5 separate regions of the Mus musculus genome follow, and regions 2, 3, 4 and 5 are each linked to region 1. The links are chromatin loops, found by intact Hi-C in ENCODE. Cell type or tissue: left cerebral cortex. All regions are shown on one strand.

The links. Hi-C counts contacts between places; a loop is a spot of excess contacts. Peaks named below come from ENCODE experiments on the same cell type or tissue, not always from the same donor. Only the 100,000 strongest peaks of a DNase experiment are listed, where the experiment ranks them.
Region 2: it touches region 1 in a loop (4-fold over the local background); 2 of 42 quality-filtered maps call a loop at or near these places.
Region 3: it touches region 1 in a loop (2.1-fold over the local background); 2 of 42 quality-filtered maps call a loop at or near these places.
Region 4: a loop joins it to region 1, with 3 times the contacts of the local background. A loop is called at or near these places in 3 of 42 quality-filtered maps.
Region 5: a loop joins it to region 1, with 4 times the contacts of the local background. A loop is called at or near these places in 4 of 42 quality-filtered maps.

What each region holds. Positions count from the first base shown.
Region 1 is chr6:13,292,126-13,297,125 of GRCm38, forward strand. No RefSeq gene overlaps it. Among named protein-coding and RNA genes, the nearest start is that of Gm725, 31 kb to the left of the region's middle. In left cerebral cortex, no CTCF peak of the experiment used is centred here; DNase peaks (open chromatin) are centred at 1,841, 2,739, 3,058, 3,609 and 2 more places; H3K27ac peaks cover 1,645 bases.
Region 2 is chr6:13,743,685-13,748,684 of GRCm38, forward strand. No RefSeq gene overlaps it. Among named protein-coding and RNA genes, the nearest start is that of Bmt2, 68 kb to the left of the region's middle. In left cerebral cortex, no CTCF peak of the experiment used is centred here; DNase peaks (open chromatin) are centred at 2,538, 3,084, 3,395 and 4,441; H3K4me3 peaks cover 435 bases; H3K27ac peaks cover 294 bases.
Region 3 is chr6:13,382,351-13,387,350 of GRCm38, forward strand. No RefSeq gene overlaps it. Among named protein-coding and RNA genes, the nearest start is that of 1700016P04Rik, 28 kb to the right of the region's middle. In left cerebral cortex, no CTCF peak of the experiment used is centred here; a DNase peak (open chromatin) is centred at 2,289.
Region 4 is chr6:13,445,027-13,450,026 of GRCm38, forward strand. No RefSeq gene overlaps it. Among named protein-coding and RNA genes, the nearest start is that of 1700016P04Rik, 34 kb to the left of the region's middle. In left cerebral cortex, no CTCF peak of the experiment used is centred here; DNase peaks (open chromatin) are centred at 2,768 and 4,335; H3K27ac peaks cover 1,518 bases.
Region 5 is chr6:13,833,544-13,838,543 of GRCm38, forward strand. Gpr85 (G protein-coupled receptor 85) reads right to left here. Exons shown (of 3, transcript NM_001330667.1): 3 at 909-3,530. The coding sequence starts at 3,360. The coding sequence ends at 2,248. Among named protein-coding and RNA genes, the nearest start is that of Gpr85, 3.9 kb to the right of the region's middle. In left cerebral cortex, a CTCF peak has its summit at 2,325; DNase peaks (open chromatin) are centred at 1,305, 2,346, 2,584, 3,057 and 3 more places; H3K4me3 peaks cover 4,517 bases; H3K27ac peaks cover 3,096 bases.

The sequences.
Region 1 (5,000 bases):
TTTGTGTTGGGCAACTGCTCCTGGACATAGAACTTGCACTGGAGTATGGTCGATATACCCAGTGAAGACACTCCATTGGAGAAAACTGGTTTTCCCTTTCCTAAAAGGCATTGTGGTGGTTTGAATAGATATGGTCCCCATAGAATCATGTTTGAATGCTTGGCTATAGGGAGGTACACTATCACTGTGGAGGTGGGCTTTGAGGGTGATATAAGGTCATAGGTCAAGTTATGCCCAGTTTGGTACACATTTTCTCCTTGCTATCTACAGATTTAGATGTGGAACTCTAGGTACCATCCCCAGCAACATCTCAGCCTGTACCCTGCCATATTTCCCATCATGATGACAATGGACTAAACCTCTGAAACTGTATGCCAGCCCCAATTAAGTGTTTTCCTTTAGAACCAGTAGTTTAGGCTACTGTGTTATTAAGCTTACCCACCTTGATACTTTGACTTACTCAAGTTACCTGAGAATGCCTAAAATACAATCAGTAATGTAAAGAAATCCAACTCTTACACTTTATGAAACTACTGAATAGTGAAATACTGTACTTTGGTGAAAATTATAAACATTAAGTGGTTCTCTCAAAAAAAAAGTAATGTTTCCATTTATAAGAGTTGTCTTGGTCATGTTGTCTGTTCATAGCAATAGGAACCTTGATTACGAATAAGACTTTGTGTCCACTATTCCTACATTATATTTGAATTTTTTCTGTGAGGGTCTTGTGAATGCTTTGGCAGTCCCTTTAAGTTCATATGTTTGTCCATCCTGTTGTATCTAGAGGACATAGTTTCCTTGAAATCATTCATCACATCTGGCTTGTATAGTCTTTCCATCTACTCTTCTAAGATAGATCCCTGAGTCTTAGAGGTAGAGGGAGTGGGCTGATAAAGACATTTCATTTTTACTTGAGTGCTCCAGTGTCTCTCACTCTCTGTATAATGTCTACTGCATGAAGAAGATGTTCTGACGGGGGCTCAGTGGTGAGCTGCTCCGTGGGTGTAGCAATACTTCATTAGGAAGCATTGATGGCTGTGTGCCTTCAGCAGAATAACAGTAGCGGGTTTTCCCCTATTACTGTCTCAGGTTCTTGGCCACTCAATAATTAAGGTGCAAGCATTGCTCAGGGTGAGAACCCTTTTTTTGCCTTGGAGACAGCAACCTTCTCGATATGTATTTACATGGAAATGGGGCTCGGGGCAGAACAGATTTTCCTATGTCTCTGCTTAAAAGGCATTAATCTCATCACTTACTTAGCCCAGTTTTCTCTCAAAATGTGGTAACTCAAGTAGTATCACAGTGTGGGTAGACTCAATATATGACCTTCGGGAGACACAACTGAAACTTCTTATATTTGGGTTACTCAGAAACACTCTACTCAAACTCAGTCTCCCTAAAAGTCCACTTGGTCCATATTGGCAGTGCCAGCTTCCAAGGGAGACTGATCAGTCCTACCCTGTGGCTTTTTCTCCTTTGAAATTATATATATATACATACATACATACATACATACATACATACATATATATGCATGCAAATATCAACTTGGCATTTTTGTCTATACTTTTGTGGCACATGCCTCTTGAGCTCTTACCACTTTAAGAGCCTCCATCTGAGGACTGAGAAGATAATGAATAAAGAGCTTCAGCCCCGCAGCTCTCATTCACAGTTCAGAGGAGGGAATGGGTTTTCAAGCCTTTCTAATGTCTCTGCTGAGGTGGAAGTTAGAGAGGCAGCAATACTGAAGAGGCCACCAGAGGACACAGAGAACAGAGGCTGCCACCCACAGCCTGTTTGGTACTGCCAGCCACCCACTCTGATGGGTCAGGACTTCGCTGCTGAGCAGTGGTGCTGAACAAAATATTAAACAAGCAGTAACACAGAACAGATGTGAACCATTAACCATCAATACATCCACACAGGTGCAAATGAGCTTGTGGATGCAAGGGCCAGAACCCTCCTTACATTGTAAATCAGAAGTTCCCTGAAACAGAGAAGTTGGGAATATACAGAGAGGTGAGTATAGTCTGAAGCTTGGCTTAAGTGGTGTTGCCATGGCTTTGCATGTCTCTGGTCCCTCCCTTCTGTTGTTCCTCATTTTCCAACAGGGAGACCTCTTAATGTGGTAAGGAACATAACTTTGGTTATGAAAACAACCTTCTAGTTTAGCTATCCCAAGGAGAAAATGGCTGTGTCTAAATGTCAACAGGGTTAGGATTAGGGTTAGGGTTAAGGAGTTAGGGTCAGGGTCAGGGTCAGGGTTAGGATTAGGGATTGTCCCACCTTAGGTCATGTGCCTATTCCTAGGCCAATCACAGGTGACAAGGGGATGGGGATAATGTAGTGCAATGCTAGTAACTCTTTTATGTTTGTGTGTGTGTGAAGAAAACGAACAATTGTCTACATGTTGATGGATACTGAGAACTTCGCTCTCCACAGACTTGTGTAATACTGTTTATTCAACCCCGCTTCTGAAACAAGTTCTGAAACATTCCAAAGGGTTGACTCATAGTGATTCCAATGGTGGAGGATGGGCAATGTGACACTCCTTCTGTGGGTGTGCAGGGGAATGGCCCTGGTCCTCTTCTTCTGTACAGGGGGCATACAATAGATATGTTTGCTGGGCCAAGGAGATGGCTCAGACCATTGCTCCGGAGGCTCTTGCTCCTGTTTTGCACATGCAGATTCTGGCAGGGGTGGGAATGGAACTCCTCGTGTTGCCTTAAGAAGTGGTTGGATGATTATGCCTCATTCTCTGTTTGAAAGGCTTATTTTCGTCAGCTGTGGGTGGGCTCAGGTTAGAAGGTAATTGATGATATTTAGGTATGAGTGGGAAAACCTGCCTCCAGGTTTCATTCACTGTTTTTAGATGTAGATGGCTGTTTTGTGAAGGTACGGTGAGATAGGAGCTTTTCAAAGGAAGGGGGGGGATGCAGTAGGAGGTCCAGGCAGACCAGCTAGAGAGCAAGAACACTTATAGCTGGAGGTGGACTAAGCCATTGGGAAAGGACAGGAAGAAATTTTTTTTTAGGAATGAGGAGGTTGGTGCAAATGGATAAAGATTCAGGGCGAGCAAGGTACAGAGAGAAAAGCTGCTGAGACTTGAAAGCCAGAGAAACAATGATAGGAAGAGGAGGGAGTGAAGGAAGATATAATGTTGGTGACTCAGCCATGCAAATGAATAACTTAAGCCACTGGGATGAAAACCTCTATTGCAATTTACCTAGCGTCGGAAGGAGGTAAACCACATAAGCAAAAGGATGGATGGGTATCCATGGTTTCCTTCCCTATGCTAATTTTATCCAGCATCCTCTTAGTAGACAATTCATTTATTCTGAATGCTTACTATTTGCCAGGCACAAGGCTAACCACATCCTTAGCATAATCTCATTTGCCTCTGGGCAAACTTACTTAGCAAGAGCTGCTATGCACGTTTCTAATAAATATATGGATGGATAAATAGGTCTGAAGAGTTGGCAGGCTGACTAAAGCCTGACAGCTGGGCTTTGAACCATCAAAGCTGGATTCTAGTGCCTGGAGTCAAGCCTAGGCTACCCACTTAAGCTTTCTCTTTGGTCCAGTGCATCAGTTTGCTAGGGTTGCCAGGGCAAAGCACCAGAATCTAGGTACTTAGAACAACCTATATTTGTTGTCTCATGGCTCAAGGGGCTAGAGTCTGAAATCAAGATATCACCCAAGCCACATTGCCTCAGATGGTCCTAAGGGGGAATATCTGCTTTAGGCCTCACTCCTAGTGGACACTGGCTTCCATGCAAGTAGCAGAGACTCACATTGACACATCACATTTTCCCAGTGAGTATGTCTTTTTCTTTTTATGGTATTCTTTTAATAGAGGCATACTTAGTGAGGAACCCCTTAACTTCAGCATGACTTCTCCTTAACTAATTATATTTGCAGTGACATTATTTCCAGATAAGGTCCTATTCTAAGACATTAGGAACATATGCATGAGAGGAGGCAGCAATGCAAGCATAGCACCCAGGAACCCTGGATGGGATCCTTGGTTGGCAATGCTCTTTGGCTCTGGCACGGCACCTTGTATGGTGCGTGTCCTCTGGCTTTGCTGCTGTCTCTGGAGCTCAGCTGTGGCCACACACTGCAGTGATAGCCTTGGCTGGATGGGCCAGGGTAGCTGCCAGGGGCAGGTGCTCTATGCCTGCCAACATGGCCAGCTGCATCTCTGTTGTCACCACTGACAGACTGGAAAAGCTGCTGCCATCCATTTTAAAACAAACCCAGAGTTTCCATCCATGTGTGTCTCCATATACAGTGCTGGTATGTTTTAAATGATTTTGAAAAATGATTTTGTTTTCATTGCGAATACATCGTGATTCATTGCCCCTTTCTGTCTGTGGACTAAAAAAATGCCAAATGTAAACTGTATATGCACCTAGGGATACCCAGTATTTTGAAAATAAGATTATTCATATCCCTTGTCTCCTTTAGACTGCCTTCAGACACTAAGGCCTGGTAAACCACTTTCTTGTCAGGTTTCTATGCAGTGAGGATCTTATTTGGTCGGGATCTGTAATTTGAATGATTCTATTAACTGCCCCTAAAAGCAAACCTTTTGTGTTCTTCCTCCTCTTTCTGTTTTGGAGGTCTACAGAGGACATGCATAGTCACATTCGCCTTTACTGTATAATGTTCCAATCAGCAGCCAGCTTAATGAAATCCAATTAATGTGTTAGGCTGTTGTGATTCTAAAAATATTTCCCATTCCCCTGGAGGTGCTGAGGAAAATTGAAGGAATCAAGGTATTATAGTCAACCCATAATTTGGAGAAAGATTCTTCAATCACATTGGGGGTGGTAGGTTTGTTCCTGAGAAAACAAAAATAGATCATCATCTCTCTAAAATGAGGCCGTGAGATTGTTCTGATCACCCCTGATTCAGATGCCAGGTCTTGCATGCAAATCTAATGATTCTTCGGTACATATATATGAATATATATATGAATTATTAAGGTCAGTTAA
Region 2 (5,000 bases), 450 kb after region 1:
TGCTTATTTTTATAATGAGAAATAAAAACTAAAATGCAAGTCTAAATGATCAAAGGAAACTTAATTTATGTCCTAATTAAAAACATCTAGGTTAGAGTTTGCATATGATTGTGCTAATTCTTGGGATTTAGAATGCACAAAGAAATAAACCAAAGATGTTAAAGGATTAAGTTTATTATCAAAATTATAAATGAGAATAATAGAGCATTCATCACTTCTCACTTGACTTTTGTATCATTTTCGTAACAGAATTTAACTTGACAAAATGATCAAATGTCCCTTTAAACCATATTTCTAAGGATTTTTTAAAAATGGCTTTAGCTGTTGTCCAGTTTAAGTTACATGAACATCATGAAAGCCCATAATTTAAAAAAGATTTGTAACTTAACTGATAACCATATCATGTCATAGCTTCTTCCAAGAAATGGTGAACACATTAAAATAATGCACAGGATAAAAGTTAATTGACAAGTGAAAAGATTTTTTTAAACATTACACACACACACACACACACACACACACACACACACACGCTTTTCCGTGGCTTTATACTTGCTAGATTTCACTTGAAACTTTGTAAGTATGGTGGCAACTCCAATACTTGTTCTGATTTGTTTCTCTGTTGTGGTGATAAAAGAACAATCAAAACAAACATAGGGAGAAAAGAGTCTATTTCAGCTTATAACCTGCAGTCCATCATGAAGGTAAGCCAAGGCAAGGACTTGAGACAGGAACTGAAGTAGAGGAATGATGTTTACTGTCTTGCTCTCCATGGTTTGCTTAGTTTGCTTTAATAAAGGACAACCTGAGCAGGGGTGGCCCCACCACTGTATACTAGGCTCTCCCACATCAACCATCCATCAAGGAAATGTCCTAGTAGACTGGGCAGCAAATCAAATCAGATAAAGAAAATTTCCCAATTGAAATTTATTCTACCAACATGACTCTAGTTTGTGTCAAACTTACAAAATCTAATTGGCACAATAATAAATATATAAATAACAAGCCTGGAATGTATGGTTTTCATTGCATATTCAGATAGGACAGAAGACCCATGTTTTAGGCCTACTTAATGTGATAGTTGATAAAAATAGCCCCATTACTTGTATCCTAGTTTGACCCTTAATAGTTTTGTCTTCCAAAATTAAGTTTCATGATCACTTTCTCAGACCAAATGCTTCTAAAGCAAAAGGATACCTACCTAGGTAGAACTCCTAGTTTTAATTGCTTGGCATATATGCAGAGTTTGATATGTCTTCTGGGAGGGAGACCACAGAAGTTCTTGTTTGACACATTCTAAATCACTTCCACAATATTGCAAATAGTTCTTTCTAATGGTTGCCCTGCTATGACAAACAACAGAATTTCCACTTTCTTCATTCTCTCTTGTATTGTTCTCATATGCAGGAGGACCAGAGGTAATTTTCAGGAAAAAGTGATCTCCAATGGCTGTTTTAGTGGTTAGACGTTTGGCATCTAACCCAAAGATTTTACTTTAGCTGCTTTCTTTGTGGATTCATTGATAGATAAAGCCAGTCATACTGAGATGTATTCATTATTCTTTGAGGAGGCTTCCACTTAACTTAGACCTTGTGTCTACTAGCAAGATGTGTTTTGCTAGATTTTCCCCTTCCTGTAGTCATCTGAATAGTTTCAGCTTAGTGTCACATTTCTCCTAGTGGTTTCTTTTACAAGTTATAGGAGAAAACTCACAGGATGATGTTCATGGGGCATCATGAATGTAGATTTTCAACCTCAGAACGACATATAATTTATAGAGATTGCCCTGTGCAATGTATGATGTTAGGCAGCAGGCCTTGCTACTATCCACTACACCTATAGAATATTTCTATGGCTACCCAAAATGTCTCCAGGTATATTCCAATAACCCAGTGAGGCAAAATTGTCTTTTGCTGGGATCCAGTCTTGGATTTTGATCAAGTTCCTGTGTCTGTGACATCAAAAAAATATTCAGATTCCATTTTCTGTTCACTTTTTTGTTGTTGTTTTTTTTTTTGTTTTTTTTTTTTTTGTTTTTTGAGACAGGGGTCTGTTCACTTTTCAACACTTCCACTTTCTATCTTTGTTCCACCCACAATCACTTCTTACCTGTGTTCTTGATAAATTTCTAACCAGACTTCTGATATCTGCCTACCTTACACTTTTGTATTTTCAGTCCTTTCTGAATCTAGCATCCAAGATGATGAGTTCAAAACATGTCATGTATGACATCTGTTTGTAGCTTCCCTAGGACTTCTCATTTCCTATGAAATACAACGACCTTTGAGGTACGTGCACAACAATAGCAGACCAGAACTTGTTTCATATATCTCCACCTCTGTCAAAAATTGGGACCAGTAAAGGAGACACAGCAGGTGCACCAACAAAATGCCTCTGTGAAAGCTCAGAGCTTTCTGCAAGTTGTTGTTAAAGTTGTTTTCAGACTAATTTTGCCATATAATAAATAAATAAATGTCACAGGTTATCCTTCTCTTAGGTAGTCTTCCAGTCAAGTCATCAAACTGCTCACTAGACCTTACATAACTGTTTTCTCTACTTGTAAATTAAGTTCTAAGTTGGAAGGATGAGGATTTACTAAGAGTTTCTTTAAACTAAAGCAGTAGGTTCTAGGTGCTAATCCATGTGTTCTAAAAATTGTTTTTAAACAACAATAATATCGGTAAAAGTAGAAACTTCAGAGGGAGCTATACTGAGATACTTTTTATTTAGATTTGTGCAGCACGAGGAGCCATTTCATACAAGCTTTTCTGTAATATTCAAGAGTATCTTCAAGAACTTCGGTAACTTGGCACTATAAGATAACACAATTTCATAATTTAAAAGCACACTGTGGGAATATTAGAAACAGTTTAAAAAGATTAAGCGATGGGGGAAATCACTATCAGAACCAAGAAATTTCCTTTCCCAAGATCACGAGATAATAAAATCCTAAAGACAGAGAAAGTATGAAGGACAGCCAGAGGTGGCAACGGTACAAAAAGTTGTCACTTTCATAAGCAAAAAAATGTTAGCAATCTGTTAGAATACAGAAATGGCAGTGGCCCCTCCCACAACCCGAAAGATCACACGAAGCTCTGCTAGTTTGCTTCTGTCTCTCCATATGGGAAAATATAAGTAACTGGATAATCTTCAATCAGAAGAAAGCATAAATCCCCAAAGAATAAGTCATCAGAAGACATATAAAGATGCTCAATATGTTCTAAATGGGAATGCAGATATGAAAATACATAGTCAATTTCTTTTTTAGCTGTGTGTAATAGGGTGGAATTAAGCAAAAGCAAACTGGAAAGCAAAAGATCCCAGAGAACATTTTGATGACAAATGGAAATATCTTATTGCATAGCAAGGGCCCTGGAACAGAGCAGAATATGAAACGAAACTAAGAATACTCAGCAAAGCTTCCCAAGGGTACAGCTCTTCCAACGAGAGATTGTTCCCTGGGCTTCCTGGCACATCACACACTGCTATTTTTGCAGGAGTTTTGTGAAATGTCATTAATTTTTAAAAATTTTTATTTATTTTTTACTTTGACAATCTGTTTCTTGGACATCATACTTCTCTTGGGAGATGATACATGATAAGTGGACAGAGCATGTTGGCACATTCGCCCTTAATGTTAATCCCCCACTAGAAATTGGGCTTATTTTTTCCCCAGGCTTTTGGCTCCGGATACTGTCTTTGCAGCCATAGAAAATAATGGCATGTTTCACAGACAGTTGCAAAAGTAAACTTCCTCCAATAACATTCTAGAAACTGGATTACTAAATTAAAAAAAAATGTAATCTAATAAAAGGCATGGTCCAGAAAGACATTTGTTAAATGCATTCATTAATAAAACCACATTTTCCTCACCCCAGAGACCTCATAAATGGTGGTATGGTCTCCATCTAGCCCGCCAAAGTTATTTAATTCGCAATGCAGTTGAAATGGAATGTTCTCTAAATCAGATACATTATGGGGTAAGAGGGCCTTCAGGGAGACTGAGTTTGGAGGCACCAAGAGGAATAGCCTGGGAATCTGATTGCTACTATATAAATTGTTTTGTAGACAATTGAATTTCAAATCTGGACTCAGGATGGCCAGACCTTAACTACAATGTGTTCTGGGAAACTGAGGGATTGGGAAAGAAAAAATGGAGGACTTAGAGGAGGCATTTTAGTAACAAGAAGAGCTTACACACATTTTTTTTTTTTAATCAGCCTGAGGGTGAAGAGGTTCTTTTCTGTCAGCGCTGGGAAGTCACCAGGAGGGCTTCTCACTCTTCCGCCAAGCTCTCCTAGAAATTGCTGCTTTATTTTAGGCCCACAATCCTCTGCAGAGCTCCTGCAGTTCTGTATGTGGTACACCCATCGCACAGAGTGTGCTTTGTTCCTTATCTTTTCAAGGAGCTTAGAGAGAGAGAGAGCGCGTGCAGATTTGGAAGATACATTGTTGCCCTCGGGAAGGCAGTCAGAGCCGCTGATAGCGCTGGAAAATAGAGATGGTGTCCACCAAAGCTGGGGGTGGGCACCCACAGGCTACTCTCCTTAACAACTCTATGGGAACTGGGGCGTTGAGTTCAAATGCAAATACTCTTCCAGACTAGTGCTATTGTTCTGAGCAGTAAACTGCCTTTGTTATCTACCTTTATACACTAGAGCTTGGCAGGCTAACTTAACATGCATTAGCTTATTGCTTTTTTTATTAAAATAAAGGCATCCTATTTTGATTCTGATTGAGATCTAGGCTTATTTTAAATGTAACACCTATTTCTTATGGACAATAGTTTGTTCACTTAAATCCTAAATCATCTGGCATAAGTAACTGGGTGGTTTTCACATATTTTTTTATTTATTTATTTATTTATTGAAAAGAAAGCCAGTAAGATCCAAAAAAAATTTGGTTGGGGAAAATAAAAGACCTTATTTATTTATTTATTTATTTATTTATTGAAAAGAAAGCCAGTAAGATCCAAAAAAAATTTTTGGTTGGGGAAAATA
Region 3 (5,000 bases), 90 kb after region 1:
CTTTCTAGGTTATTAATTAACCAATCAACTTGGCTTTTTCACACAATACGAGGAATTCTTTCTTTTCAGTTGATCAGAATACTTCATATGTGAAAAATAAAATGTCTCAAATAAACAATGTGAGTGGAATTACTAAAAATAGCATGAGCCTCCTCCTCAAAGTTCAGATTGGTTGAAAAAAAGAAGTAAAAGCCGTGAATACCCATTACTTTGTCTACCATTAACCTTTCTATTCATTTGAGTAAAATAAACTGTCATCAGACGCTAATGTTTGGGTGCTAGTAAAAATGTCATCGCTGACTTCAGAACACTAGATTGTCTTTAGACTAGTAACAATCGTGTGAATTTTAGTGAAATCGGTCAAAATGCTGACCTCCCACAAAATGACTTGTATTTAGTTTATTTTTCTTCTTTTCACATACTTAGTACTAGAAGACTATCAAGTGTCTCCTAGTTTTTACTTTTGTTTTCTTTTTGTTTCTTTTCTCTCTTTTTTTTTTTGTTTTTCTTTTTTGAGACAGGGTTTCTTTGTGTAGCCTTGGCTGCTCTATAACTAGCTCTGTAGACCATACTGGCCTGGTAATCCTCCTGGGATTATCCCTACAGGGATCCTTCTGCCTCTGACTCCTGAGTACTAGGATTAAAGGCATGCTCTACTAATGCCCAACTGTCAGGTATTTTTATGAATTATAGAAATAATCCATGAAAGTATTGTCTTTGACACACTTTTAAAAGCTTAAACCTAAGAGACTTCTGACAGCTGAGAATTTGAGAACTGTAAAAATAGAAAGAAGTGAAAGGACAACAACAGTGACCCCATTTGTCTTCATTTAAGGACCAGGCTTGATTTTAAAAAGAAGGCCATAGGCACCAGCTCCAGAAACAAGGTCAGAAGACACCAGCTCTAGGGACAGACCATAAAATCCACAACAAGATCATAACTCCCTCCCAAAACAGCCTGGGGATAATCACAAAGATGGAAAATACCTTATCTCAGAATGGGTCTTCTGTGCTAGACAGGCCTATCTCATCCTGTGGTTAAACATTCATGACATAGGAATGCAGACAAATGACCACCTGTGATCCCCAGTATCCAACAATAAAATTTTAGATTACGTAATCCTCCTAGAGAGTTCTTCTAGTTCCCTAAAAGAAGGTCTGCATGTCTTTGTCTGGGGTCAGCATTTCAAAAAATAGTTGACCCCTGTGGGGTCAGTGGAACCAGACAGACACTGGTAAGGCCCAGCCGATTAAGAAACCTTGGCAATTCTCATAACTGAGAATGATTGGCATTTGAATCTGCTCCCGACCAGATTCCTGTCCTGGAGCATGTGACCATGACACCTCACTAAGAGGTCCATGACAACTAGTCATGCAGCATAGAGCCCAGAGTTCTCCATGTTAATGAGGTATCGAGATGGACCGTGAGGATGTAGCCAATAAGCTTCCTTTCCCAGCATTCCTTCCTATAAAAGGTATTTAATCTCTGATCCAAGCTGAGTGAGTTGTATGCATCCTCTTTTCTCCATGAATAAAAACAGTTTAGACAAGCAAGGACTGTCTCCTTCAAGGATCACTGTGGGTTTGTGGAGGGGAGAGATGGGGAGGGAGACTTCATTTTGCCTAAATCTCCAACACTCACCCTGAGCTAAGCCATATTCTCCCTGCCCCAGGCTCACCTCATGCAGGCCTGCAGCCCCCTGCCCCACTCATAACTCTTAAGAAGTCCCCAGGATGCCAAGGAGTTCCAGAAGTACAGCCTTCATCCCAGCCCTCGGAGAAACATGGGCTGGGACCCCTATCTTAGGCTACATTTTGTCTCCCCTGAACAACTATCAGCGTCCTGTGAGCTCTGCATTCCAGTGGAGAAAATGGAATGTAGCCTAGTGCCTCTGTGTTCTGCAGTCCCCACTCCCCACCCCCCAGGCAGCATCCTGACACCCAAGCTGTGAGGCAGCAACAAAGAACCACAGACCCTTGCATGCTGGTTGTTTCTACAGAGTAAACACTCCTTGTCTTTGCACCTGAGTCTGGGGTCTTCCTTCAATGATGTTTGGACACTTAAAGAAGATTTGTCTAAATTTGGGCCAGAATCAGACTGAAGCAGTCGAGGTCTTATATGGAGAAGTGGCATGTTTTACAGCTGACTAACTCAATACTTTCCTTATTTTTACTGTTTTCCTCCCCAACACACCGGGGCCCTACTGTACACTGTTCCAGGATCTTTTACCTCAGATGAAAGTCTGTGGTTGACTCATTCACAGTTGAGTTGAACTGATGACATTTTGAAAATGTTATTCCCCTGGTGGAAATGGTAGGGTGGAAGGAATTTGCATATTTAAATGTGGTTAGACACTCTTTGCCTCAGGAGGAAAAAAAAAATACCAGTCTTCCCCAGTAGAATGTTGGACTCCTGGCTTGTGGCTGCTGAGCATGTATTTGGGGAACAATCATCCTCCTGTATCCTCAAGTTACAAAAAATTCAAGATCATCTGGGTTTCCTATTTTGAGTACTTTTCCTCCTGTGGCTTCCATTGTTTCATTTGAGTTCAAGAGGCAACGAAGACTGTAATGTCCATTGAGCTATTGAGGTGGTATTTATTTAAAACATTGGAAGGCTGTTCTCACATATGAACCTTCTACTGGTTATCTGTTACACACTTATTTTGAGAAAAATAGCAAAACAGTTTTTCACTTGAATTATTTCTGCTATGCTTTCTCCTTCTTGGTGATACATAAATGCCAGTTATCTAGTAAAATTAAAGCCACTAGCTGACTGCATGCTAATGACTGAGAGCTTCCCTCAGGGCTGTGGTTCTTCGATATAAGTGGGCTGAAGGGCTGGAAAAAGTGCAGGTGGGTAGGCTCCAGTAGACAGTTACTGTTAGCAGTCCTGGAGTGAGGAGTGGAAATGTGCCTTCCTAATAAGCTCCCAGATGTTGCTGAGAAAGCTCCTGCTACCATTCCCCAATCAGTTATATTCCCCAGTGTTCAGCAAACACAAAACACTAAACACTAGATTTTGAAAAAATATAATGTAAAAGTAAAATTCTACGCCTTTAGGCCCAGGCTTGGGAATGTGACCTCTATGACTCAATGCTCCAGGTATGCTAATCATAAAACAGATAGCGACATTCCTCCACCCACCTGATTCTTGGGTTCAAGGAGTGTTCATTCAAAGAAAGTCACCCTGACCCACCCTGACCCACCCTGACCATTGCTTGAACCAGCTATGCAAATGTGCTATTGTTAGGGGCTCTTAGAAACTTTCTTGAGAAAAAACCCTCACAATTACCAGGTATTCCTCGTGACTCTTGTGACTTTGCACTTCCTTGTGACTCTTAACTGGTATTTTTGGTATTTTCCAACAACGCCCTCCCCATCTCCTTGAGTTGTGGTTTCTTCCTTTAAATATCCCCTGACCCAGCCACTCGGGGCGCCACGGTCCTCTACCCCTGCGTGGTGTATGACCGTGGGCCCGAGAGCGCTCTTGAATAAAAATCCTCTTGCAGTTTGCAGCAAGACCGTTACTCGTGAGTGATTTGAGGTTTTTCGCCTCTCCTGAGTCAGAATGTGGGGGAGTCCTCACGTTGTGGGTCTTTCAATTTTAGGGTAGAGAAAGTTTAGTGAAGAGGATCCTATCTTGGAAAACCAAGGATAAGCCTCAAGTCCATTTTCCTGTGGATGGAGTTAGGGATGTTTATGGGTTAAAGAAGCACAGTGGTCTGTAACATTGGGTAAGGTGTCCAGGGCAGGGAAGGATGAAGGAATCTGTGGTTCATGTTTAGATAAGATGCCCATGGCTCTTCTTAATACAGAAACTCTAGGTTGATCTGCACATGGAGTTTGCTTCCTGACATCAAAATGTCAGACACTGAACATTTCTGAAGAACCAAGTAACAGGCCTTACACAGTGTGAGCTGAACCAGAATACTTTCCCATGCCTGACAAACAATATAACTCTTAGCCCAGAGACTATCGTAAAAGTAACTTTTATTCCCCAGATGTAACTGTCGTCTTTGAGGTTTACTATTGAACAAGCTCACCCTTTCTAGCTCTTTCTGAACTCTGGCTGGCTGGTTCAACTCAGCTGTTATGATTCAAGCTGACTGATTCAAATTAGCTTCTCTCAACTTCTGACTGAACTGCTCTGCAAAGAAAAACTGCCTCTCAATTCCATCAACTCAACTACACTAAGTACACTGACTACACTGACTGCAGGAACTGAACTGAACTGAGAACTGCATGAACTCAACTGAATTCAAATGCAATCAACTGGAATGCATTGAACTCATTAGAAGTCAACTAAACTCCACTGCATGGCCTGAACTCAACTCAACTGCACAGACTGAACTGCCCCCCCCAAACCCCCCCCCCGGCACTGCTCTTAAGTAGCCTTTCTCTCCTATCTGCTCTCATTCAAGTTGGGTGTATCCTATCTCTGACTCATTCTGCCAAATTGTTCTCTGATTCATCACTTTGTCTGCCTTCAATTAGATGTCACTTTCAAATATGTCTGTTTCCTTCTACATATTAACTTTACCTTCACTGTTTAGGATTAAAAGTGTATACTAAGGGCATGTCTGTATTCCAGCCAGAGAGATTAAAGGCGTGGATCCCAGACACATCACACAGACCTAGAAAAATTTTGATGTGATCTTTTGCAATGTTGCAGAATTAAAAATTCCTCTATACGCACAGTACTCAGAAAAGCTGCATACAACAAGTTAATTGGAGTATAATAGCTTGATAGAATAGTTACTTTCACATCAATGTGAAAAAATTCCTTGACTGAAATAACTTGGTTGATGAAGGGTGTATTTTGGTGCACAGTTTCAGAAAGTTTCTGTCCATGGTAACTAAGAAAGCATAAACTGTCAACTTAATTCATGGTGAGAGGAGCAGAAAGATAAATCTATTCGACATCACAGTGGGACTGGAAACAGAACAAGACCAGAATCAGGGATCAGGCATAAATTCCCAAGACCCTTCCATCTGAA
Region 4 (5,000 bases), 150 kb after region 1:
ATATAGCAGTAGCCCTGATATCCAGCTAGATGCCATCAGCACCCAGTGGGAAGAACAGAGGGTCTTTAGATACTTTATAGGGTGAGGGGGTGGAGATGGAAGTTACTGCAGGTAAGAATCAATGCTTTATTACTTTATTGGCACAGGAGTAATATTTTTTGCAAAATGCTCTGTATGACAATGATCATGTGCTATTTGGTACAATAAATATAGACATACTTTCTTACCTTTGTAAAATATCATACAGTTCTATTAACTCAGCTGTAAAAGACTGGAGAGACAACAAGATATCTGTTTTAGTAAAATTAAGTCTGATATTCCATTTAGCTAATAATGGGCATGTTAAGGGATCTGATCTAAGATTTCCAGGAAAACGTCAGGAACAGAAATGTTGGCTTGACTCACAGGTATTTAAGGCTATCAAGAGTCATGGACCCAGATGAAATGACTAAGGAGATGAAAAGAGATGTACATCTGATACACTGAGGCATACAGATACCTAGAATTTGAGAACAATAAGAAGAACATGAAATAAGACAAGAGTCTGACAGGTAGAAGGAGGAGATAGAGTTTGGGTATCAGGGATCCATAACAAAAGAAATTTCTATTAGTGGTTTATGACATGTACTTCCAGGAGTCATTTTGCTTCAGAAGATGTGAGTAGAAGCTTACGCAAGAAGACTGATATTTTCTAAAAAGACTCAAATCTAAACCAGAGCATTTATAATTTAGTACATCTTGGTGAACTCACCAGATTAATACAGTGACTGCTTCCTTTTGACTTCATACTATTTGAAACTTGTCCTCAAATCTAAGCAACCCTCTATTTCCATAGAACTCTTACAAAGAATGTTCTATGAATATAAATACACACAAAATATGTACACGAGATGCAAAGAAAAGCATATGCCACCAGAACATGAAACATTCCAACTTGAGTTATTGAGTACTTTCAAACACCAAACCTGACCTTAATTCGATATTTTGTAATTGCCAGAACTGAGGACTACAAAAGACCAGCAATGATCTTTTCAATCTCAAAGAGACAGGAATATGTGTGGGTTGGTGGGGTGCGTCGCTGTATAGTATGCTTGAAAACAGTAGCACAAAAGTTAATGTTCTTTGCTGGAATGAAGAATACTGTTATCAAAATCATTCAGCGATAAGTCTGGTAATGGGGTCCTTTTTGCTCCATTTGAATAAGCCAACCACCTTATCCTAGTTTTATTGAATTAGAAGTACAATGATCCAATCTCTGTTTCCAGAGCTTATTAATAGTTTCTGGCCTAAAAATCTTGCTCCATATATCTGAACAATGTGTCCCTCGTGAACATAAAGCATTCAGCCTTATAAGAGGACAAATGATTGGCATTTTCCATTGCCAGCAAAGTATTTATGCTCATATATTAGGTTATAATCATAAAAATGTTTTTAATGTTACAAATAGACTTTGTATTTTTAGAAAATATGCCTGACTAATAATCATTTCTTTGTTGCTTACAAACCTCAACAGTCTTTAAATGGCTCATGTCTTGACACATGCTGAAAAGATGAGAGATTAAGCTATGCAATGTACTATGATAAAAAATAATTCATTCTAAGAGACTGAGGTTTTTGCAGGATCTCACAGTTGAGTTAATAATTCACCCTAGGGTTACTTAAGGCTGCAGTCCTACTGTGTACTACCCAGCCTGCTTGTTTAACCTGCCTTTCTGAGAGCAATGTAACAACTGATCCTTCTTGTGTTGGCTTTCCCCTGTAATCAACTTTTACAACCTGAGCTGATGCATAGTTGTGACCTCTAATTATATACTCATCTATGCCCCAGAGGCAAGAGTAATGCCTGTGTTGTGTGTATGTTATGATAATCATTTGCTGAAAATAGCAAATATAGGCTGAAAACAACCTTCTAAAAAATGTAGTCACCAAAAATATTGAACACAACCTACAGGTATTGTTTGATAAACAAAAAATGTTTTTACTACTTTTTGTTATTAGGGTCAGTTGGAATCAGTGATTTGATCCCTTATAAAAATCTTTAAAATGTCTGTAACATATCTCTTATTCCATGTATTTTTGCAGTGATGTTCTAAAAGATAGAGCAAAACAATTTGTTAAGGACAGAGACAGGAAAAGATTCATAAAGACAGTCTTCAATAGGCACAAATTCAGACTCTGATGCCAGGTAAAGATATGGGGGAAAGTGAAGTAGAGAATTCAAATCAGGACTTACTCTTGGATATATTATACCAAGAGGGAATTATTTTATTTCTTTCCTCAATGAGACACCAATGAATTACTAGTGACTTGGGGTTTATTACTAATGTGGTAAATCTATGCATTAAGCTTATTATAAAAGTAATCATTCTGGAAATATGAATAATTACTTACCACATTAGTATAAATATTCATAGACACCTGAGAGCCTGGAGAAAGGCATGTGGCTGGAAAGTATTGTCATGTTCTTCCCTGAAATGACATCCTAAGCCTGCACACAGCCATCCCCTAACTTGGAAACCTGTTTTCTCCCATTCTCACTCTCTGACCTGTTGTAGAGACCTTATGACATTGGAGTAGCTTCTCATGGTTTCTTTACTCCATCTAGTCAAATTTGCATGTATCATTATCTCAGCATCTCAGAATCTTTCCCTCCCTGGTGACAACTTTGGATGTATTTCCTATGCCTGGGATACTAAGGGAGTCTTACAGACATCAGCATAAGTGGCTTCACTAAGTAAAGTAAGTCTTATGGTTTGCCAGACTTAGAAGATCATTTACTTGGAAGTATCTTATTTTAGAAGGATAAGAAACACATCAAATCTTGCAATCCATTCCTCCTACACTGAGATTGAAGCGCTGTGTTATAGAGAAGAAATCCCTATGCTTATAATAGTAAAGACTTTAGGCCTCCAGGAACCCTATATTAGCCTAACATCCAACGGAGGACCAGCAGAATGCATGTGCCACAAACTCACTCGAAGTACTTTGGGAAATGGATGTTTGGCATATAGGATGTCCTCTTGTGGTAAGTTAATTATCTGGACACCACCTGGTCCTAGTGTGGTTTTCTCAGAGAACTAAGTAGATGGGAAACGATTTATTTCCACGGTCTTATCTGTAGAGTCTTCATCTTTTCATCGGTTTTGAGTTGAGGCTCTGTCTTCCCCATTATTTGGTGATTTCTTTTAGATCATCTTCATGTTTATGTATTTTAGGAATCTTCTACTGTATGTAGTTTCTATTTTATCCCTCAAATTGACCTCAGTTTTTGCTGTGTCTCCTCATATTGCTTCCCTCATCCCTCTCTTCCCTTCTCCTCCTCACTTGATCTACCAATTCCAGCTGCCCCATCCATCCATAGCTATTGTATTTCCCTTTACTAATAGAATCTATCCCCCCATCTCCTGCTGTCTTAGTCAGGGTTTCTATTCCTGCACAAACATCATGACCAAGAAGCAGTTGGGGAGGAAAGGGTTTGTTCAGCTTACACATCCACATTGCTGTTGATCACCAAAGGATGCATGACTGGAACTCAAGCAGGTCAGGAAGCAGGAGCTGATGCAGAGGCCATGGAGGGATGTTATTTGCTGGCTTGCTTCCCCTGGCTTGCTCAACTTGCTTTCTTATAGAACCCAAGACTACCAGCCCAGAGATGTTACCACCCACAAGGGGCCTTTCCCCACTTGATCACTAATTGAGAAAATGCCTTACAGCTGGATCTCATGGAGGCACTTCCCCAACTGAAGCTCCTTTCTCTGTGATAACTCCAGCCTGTGTCAAGTTGACACACAAAAGCAGCCAGTATATCTGCCAAGTCTTTTCCTCTATACCTAACCTATGTGGTTCTACAGATTGTAACTTGGTTAATCATTTCATTGTTTTCAAGCTCCAGAACTACAAAGGGAGAAGTTTGTACACTTGGTTTGACTCACAATCAAAGACATAATTTGAAATATAAAAGACATATATCCATATTTCTTTTAAGAAAATGTAAACATTTCCTGAAGTACATGATTTTTTCTCAACATGAACAATTTTTATATGCACAGAATAAACAAAATGGTCTAATGTGCACCAGCCCAGAATAGAAGACCAGGTTACAATCATGTGTGGTATTATACCTACCCTCCAGGCGGCTGTAGTCCAGTGAGAAAAGACAAAATACAAAGGATACACAAAGGATACACTCCACCACCTGATTCAATGAACTGGGTGGAATTTTTAGAGAGAATTCTTCCGCAGCACACAGGGAGTGCACAGTGATAATGAAGGAGGAGGATCAGCTAAGTCTTTACACTGCATTCCCCTGCAGTTGAGAACAGATGGGTGATTTTTCTTCCTTAAGCAAAATGTTTTTGAAATGTTGCCTGAAATTCAAAAGAAAATTTTGCATAAAATATCTGGGCTTCAGAGAGAAAGCGCATAAATATTTGGCATCCTAAGTGCCTATTGTTGGGTGGTTAGGAATCTTTAATGTCTCCTTAGTCAACTCTTCAAAGGGAAGATTTCCTTCTGCTATTCAAATGGAAAATTCTCACTGAATTCAACAGCTGTCTCTCCTGCTTTAAGCTCTGGGTTTATTTTCCCCTTGCTCTTTTGAAATGAATGTTGTATGTACAAATTACTGGGTCTGTGTAGATGCAGGCATAAATGGTACAGTGTGGGATTGTTAAGATACACTTCACCTAAATAGCAGTACCATGGAAGAATGTTAACCATGGTATTTTATTTACTAAACCAAGAGAAGTTGCCATGTTTATTTTAACCCAGTATCTTTTAAAAAATGTATTCTTAGTGTCTTGTCAAGATTTTTCACTAGAAATTACAATTCTATATTCTCTTAAAAGCACAACATTTTTTTTTCAGTTTTTACTTTTACCATGCTCCATTCTTTGTTCAAATAGGCTGACAATTTCACTTTCTATGAGAAACAAAATGTGTCAGTTTTAGATCTATGGTGGTCTTTGTTTTTTGTAGCTTGCTAGCTACTAAGTTTTGCA
Region 5 (5,000 bases), 540 kb after region 1:
TATGGGTTGGTGAAACCCAAGTTTGCTGGCCTCAAGATCATTGCTGACATTTCTGATTGATATTTGAACCTTTAAGCAAAGTTCGTCATGAAAATAATCAATGTCATGTGTCTCTCCTGCAAATTTTGAGATGGAAATATGTTAGCAGATCATGCTTTGGTAACCGTGTTTTTATTGTGTTTTTGGTAATGGTTCTAGTACCAACAAGGAGCCTTTATTGCTGGATCCGCCTCACCTCTGTGTATTCAATTTTGTCCCAGATCAAATCAGCTTTGGTGTAGAAATGAGGTTAGACTGCTCACTAATAATGGCTTGAGCAAAAACTTTATAGTTGCATAGACATTGAAATTGTCAGTTATTTGTTTTTTTTCTATTTATATTAAAATTCTGTTTATATAAATACTATATCAGTGAGAAATCCTGTTTTACTAGGTTCTTAACCTTATTTTTCCTATACAAAAGAAAAACAAACAAACAAAATCCCTCCAGAAGCAAACAAAACTATGGAAATCCAATAGAACTAATGGCAACTTTCTCTGGCTTTGTAATACTGAGCCTACAAGCCTTTCTTAAAAGCAATAGATTTAGAACTCAAAATTTCTACTATACATTAAAATGCAATAATTATATTAAAATTCCAAACCAAACCATTAGACATATATTCATTTGTAAATACTAATGGCATATAATAATAAATAAAGGAATGGATTTGAAAAGCTTAATAATGCTTTTAAATATTAAGTCAGCTTTTTGCTATCATTCATATATTTTCAGTTTCAAAATATAGTAGTTATAAAAATAAAATTATTATAAAGCAAATTTGTCTAGTTTGTGCTTATATGCTAAATTAAAGAAAATTATATGCCAAATATGTAAAATTTATTCCACAAAAATTAACAGGCTACACAGATAAATTTTGGCAAATGCAACTTTATATTGAAGTTCACACATCTGTATCTTAAAGAATGAGACTCACAGAATCTAATGTATTTCTAAAATACCAGAAATCATATTATAAGCTTTCACAAGTTAAAACTGAAATAATTTAAAGGACCAATACACTGAATGTGCAGAAAGTATAAAGAAGACTGTGCCTTCCATACAATAAATGCTTCACAAGTTATGCCAGATGTCATACGAAGGCTGTGGGCGCCCCTGACAGCTGACATACAGTATAAACACATATCAACTGTCTGCTTCTTAGACCCCACTAGAATGGGCAGCACACCTCAGAAGAAAATCTCATTATACTAATGGTGTGCACCTTAATTTCCAAACCAAACCATTAGACAAGTATTCAATGCTCTTCCATGCACTTCCCGATGAGCAGCCAGGACCAGTTACTGATTCATTGCCTCTTGACTACTGCTCCACTGCTAAAGAAGATGAAGGATACTAGATAACCCTTTAAGGCAACACGTGTTTATTCTGCATTTTTCGAACTGCTCATCTCTGGTCAGTTGATTCCATTCATGTTGCCTCCCAGAGAGATATCTAGCATTTGTAAAATAGAAACAAACTGGAAACTTTTTCTTTTTCTTTTTTTTTACTGAATCAACAAAAAACACATAATACAGTTCAATGCTAGCAATTTCACTGGTAGGGAAGGAAAGTGGTATTTAGAAATAGCAATATATTAATACAAAAAAGGTAAACTCTAATTGGAACCAATATACTGCTTTGGAATGCTCCCCCAAACTTACAAGGCGTGTTTAAAGTGGTGTACCCCAATAATTCATGGCACATCTTTTAAGAATTACAGTACTGTTAAGTCCCCCAGTAGTGTAGTCTTTGCAAAACAAAAATAGTATGAAATGTTTTAAAGTCTTCAAACTTCTAAAATTAGCTTTTATCAACACATTTACCTCATGTCAACTTAATTTATTAAAATGTCCAATGCTAATTGTTTTTTGAAGTTTTTTTTCATATGTAATGATATACACAGCATTTAGCACTGATACTTAGCACCTGCTACTTTCGTTATCTAGTGTTCACCCACAGAAAGAAACTTAGGGCAGTGGTTCTGTCCTTTCTTAATTACAAACCTTCGCCAGCAGTCAGCAGGATCACTCCGAGATTTAAAATAGGATTATAGGTGAACTATTGCAAAGACTGCAGAATGTTGCCCAAATCCTTGTCACTGCTGATTCCCATCCTTGGTTTTCTTCTCCAGACATGGCTACAGGCCACAATTGCTTAGCAGAGAGGGTTAGTGTTTCACAAGGCTAAAGATTTACAGATGCTCCCTCATATAACACAGTAAGGTTCCCTTGGTAACCTGGATTTTCTGCAGTAAAGAAGGGTTGTGCTGAAACAGCGCCTCAGCTCCCTGTTGGAGAAAATGCAGACAAAGGGATTGATTCCTGCTTGGGCGAAACTCATCCAGACAGCGGCTGTTAGAAATCCCCCTGGTACTACAGGCCCTCGTGCAAAAACTCTCCAATAGCAGGCCACCAGGTAGGGACCCCACAAGGTTAGGAAGAGGAAAGTCATTATATAAAACATTCTGCTGATTCTTTTCTCCATTTTGAACTCATCCAAGACCAATAGCCGCCTTCTGCCTGTGGTATTCGCATTTTGCCTGATGCCCAGCAAGGTGGGTGGTGTGGGACCCCTTCCAAATCCTGCTAGCCAATTGGCAGCTGCCTGGCCGCTAGCTCCAGGGCCATGAAAGGTCCAGTTCTGACTCACTGCTGCTACAAACTGGACTGGCTTCATTTTCCTTCGATCGTGGACAAAAAATATCAGCTTGAGGTAGACAAGCTGTGTGGCTAGGAGGATGAGAGCAAGGAGCAGCATAAATCCTAGGGAATCGTTAGCCCTGAAGGAGCGGTGTTGGAAGGTGCATTGATCCTCCTCCCTAATGAAGGAGTAGGTGCCTACATCTAAAACTGGGGGGAATGCCATGGCCACGGACAGAGTCCACACCATGCAGATCACAGCCAAACACGTCCAAAAGGTCAGCCTCTTTGTATAGAAGCGGTGATGGGCGATGGCTAAGTATCTGGTGACGCTGATGCAGAAGAGCATGAAGGCAGTGTGGAAACAGGACAAAACCCCCAGGAAGGCAATCACTTTGCAAGTCAGAGTCCCGTAAGTCCAGGTGGAGCCATTTTTGACAGAGTTGAATACAAATGGAAAACAAATTGCAGATCTGAGGATGTCTGAGCAGCACAGATCCAGCAGGAAGTAGTAAGGAGCTCTATGCAAGGTCTTATCTTTCACTAGCAAAATGGAGATCAGAAGGTTGCCCACAACGCTGACTCCTATTATGAAACCCAGGGAAGTCAGTTTCAGAAAGGCTGTTAGAGGCGAGAGATTTTGCAAAATGTTGTCGGCTGCATGGCTATAGTTCGCCATAGATGGATGGAGGATAAGGAAACAGCCTCAGTCAAGTCTCATGATCTAGATATAAGAACAAGGAAAAGATAGATCCATACATTTTACTGAAAATGTAATCCACAAAGAGATCAGATCCGATCTGTGGCCATGCTTCCTCTTGCCTTCCGTTTGATTTGCCATCAGAACATCTGAAGAAGAGGAAGAAGAAGAAAAAGAAGAAGAGAAAAAGAGAGAGAACTATCAGTTCTTCAGTTGGTAAGTTATGATGTCAGTGCTGCCCCAAAGCTGTTCCTTTATGAGGAAGCAAGTAAAGTTTCAATGTTAAACAGTACTGTTTGCTTCAGCTGCAATTGGAGATGTCAGAGTACTTACTGACTGTTTCAGTACTCTAAACTAGGTAAACTTAACGGGGTCCTTATTCTAGACACCATACAGTCAGATTTGGGCATCTTCAGGAGGGAAGGGAATAAATTGTTCCACAGTTGTAAAATATGCCAGCCCCCAGCTTTGCAATGGAATCTGCAAGGTTGCTGAAAGGAGGCAGATAGCAGGCTCCCCACAGTTATCTGAGCTCCTGTAATACCATCAGTATTTTAAAGGAAGCCTCTCAGCTCATATGCATGCAGAGATCCTCTGCAAATGTATAGCTTTTGAGTCAAGTGCCCCTGTACATGCTGCATAAAAGTATTTGTTGATTAATATTGAAGCATAATTCTAACACCAGACTTCAAAATGACTAGAAACCTATCCGGAGATTCAATGTGATTTAATCTTTTGTCTTTCTTTCCCTACCCCACCCCCACCCCCCTTTTGGGAAAATCCTGTCCCTTTTAAAGCTACATGATTATTAAAAATGGTAAATGTAAATACTGGCCAGGGAAACACACCCAGAGGGATAATGCACTTCCATTTGTAAACCTTATATTCAAATGAATATAGCATGAAACGGTATCTCCGAGGCAATTAAGCCTTTCTCATTTACACTGATAATCTCTGTTGCAAATCACAAGTGGCTTTATTTTCAAACAAAATGCACATTGTCTCCTAGGTGCCAGTGAGCCACACCAGGGAAATCAGTTTCCTCTGTTATTCCCTTTGCCACTTCTCACTTGCCTGGAATATGCTGATGGAAGCCCAGGCAGAACTGCATCCGATGGTGTTAATTTCCCAACCGGTACATCCCCGGGTAAATACCGATCGCATCATGCAACATTACGAAACCTGAAATCCACCACCCCTGGATTTATAACAGAGATGGGGGAGGGGGAAGGGAGGGGGAAGAAGGGAGGGAGGGAAAGAGGGAGGGAGGAAGGGAAGGAGAGAGAGAGAGAGAGAGAGAGAGAGAGAGAGAGAGAGAGAGAGAGAGAGAGAGAGAGAGATATGCATTACATACTCGAAGATGGGAAGAGATTGCTTCTGTGCTGCAAGGGAAGGGTTCTCCGTGATTCGCAGTCTCATATTCCTCAGCTTTGCAAAGGTTTCCAGAAACCGAATTCTCAATAAGCGTTAGAAGATGCATTGTCTGAATGTACTTCCATTATGCAGTTTATTGTCAAAAAAAAAAAAAAAAAAAAAAAAAAACCCTCAGGGAGGGCTGTATCCTGATGAACCTGCAGTTTCATCAGCACGGTGCAACCCCCTCCCCCAAACTTAACCGA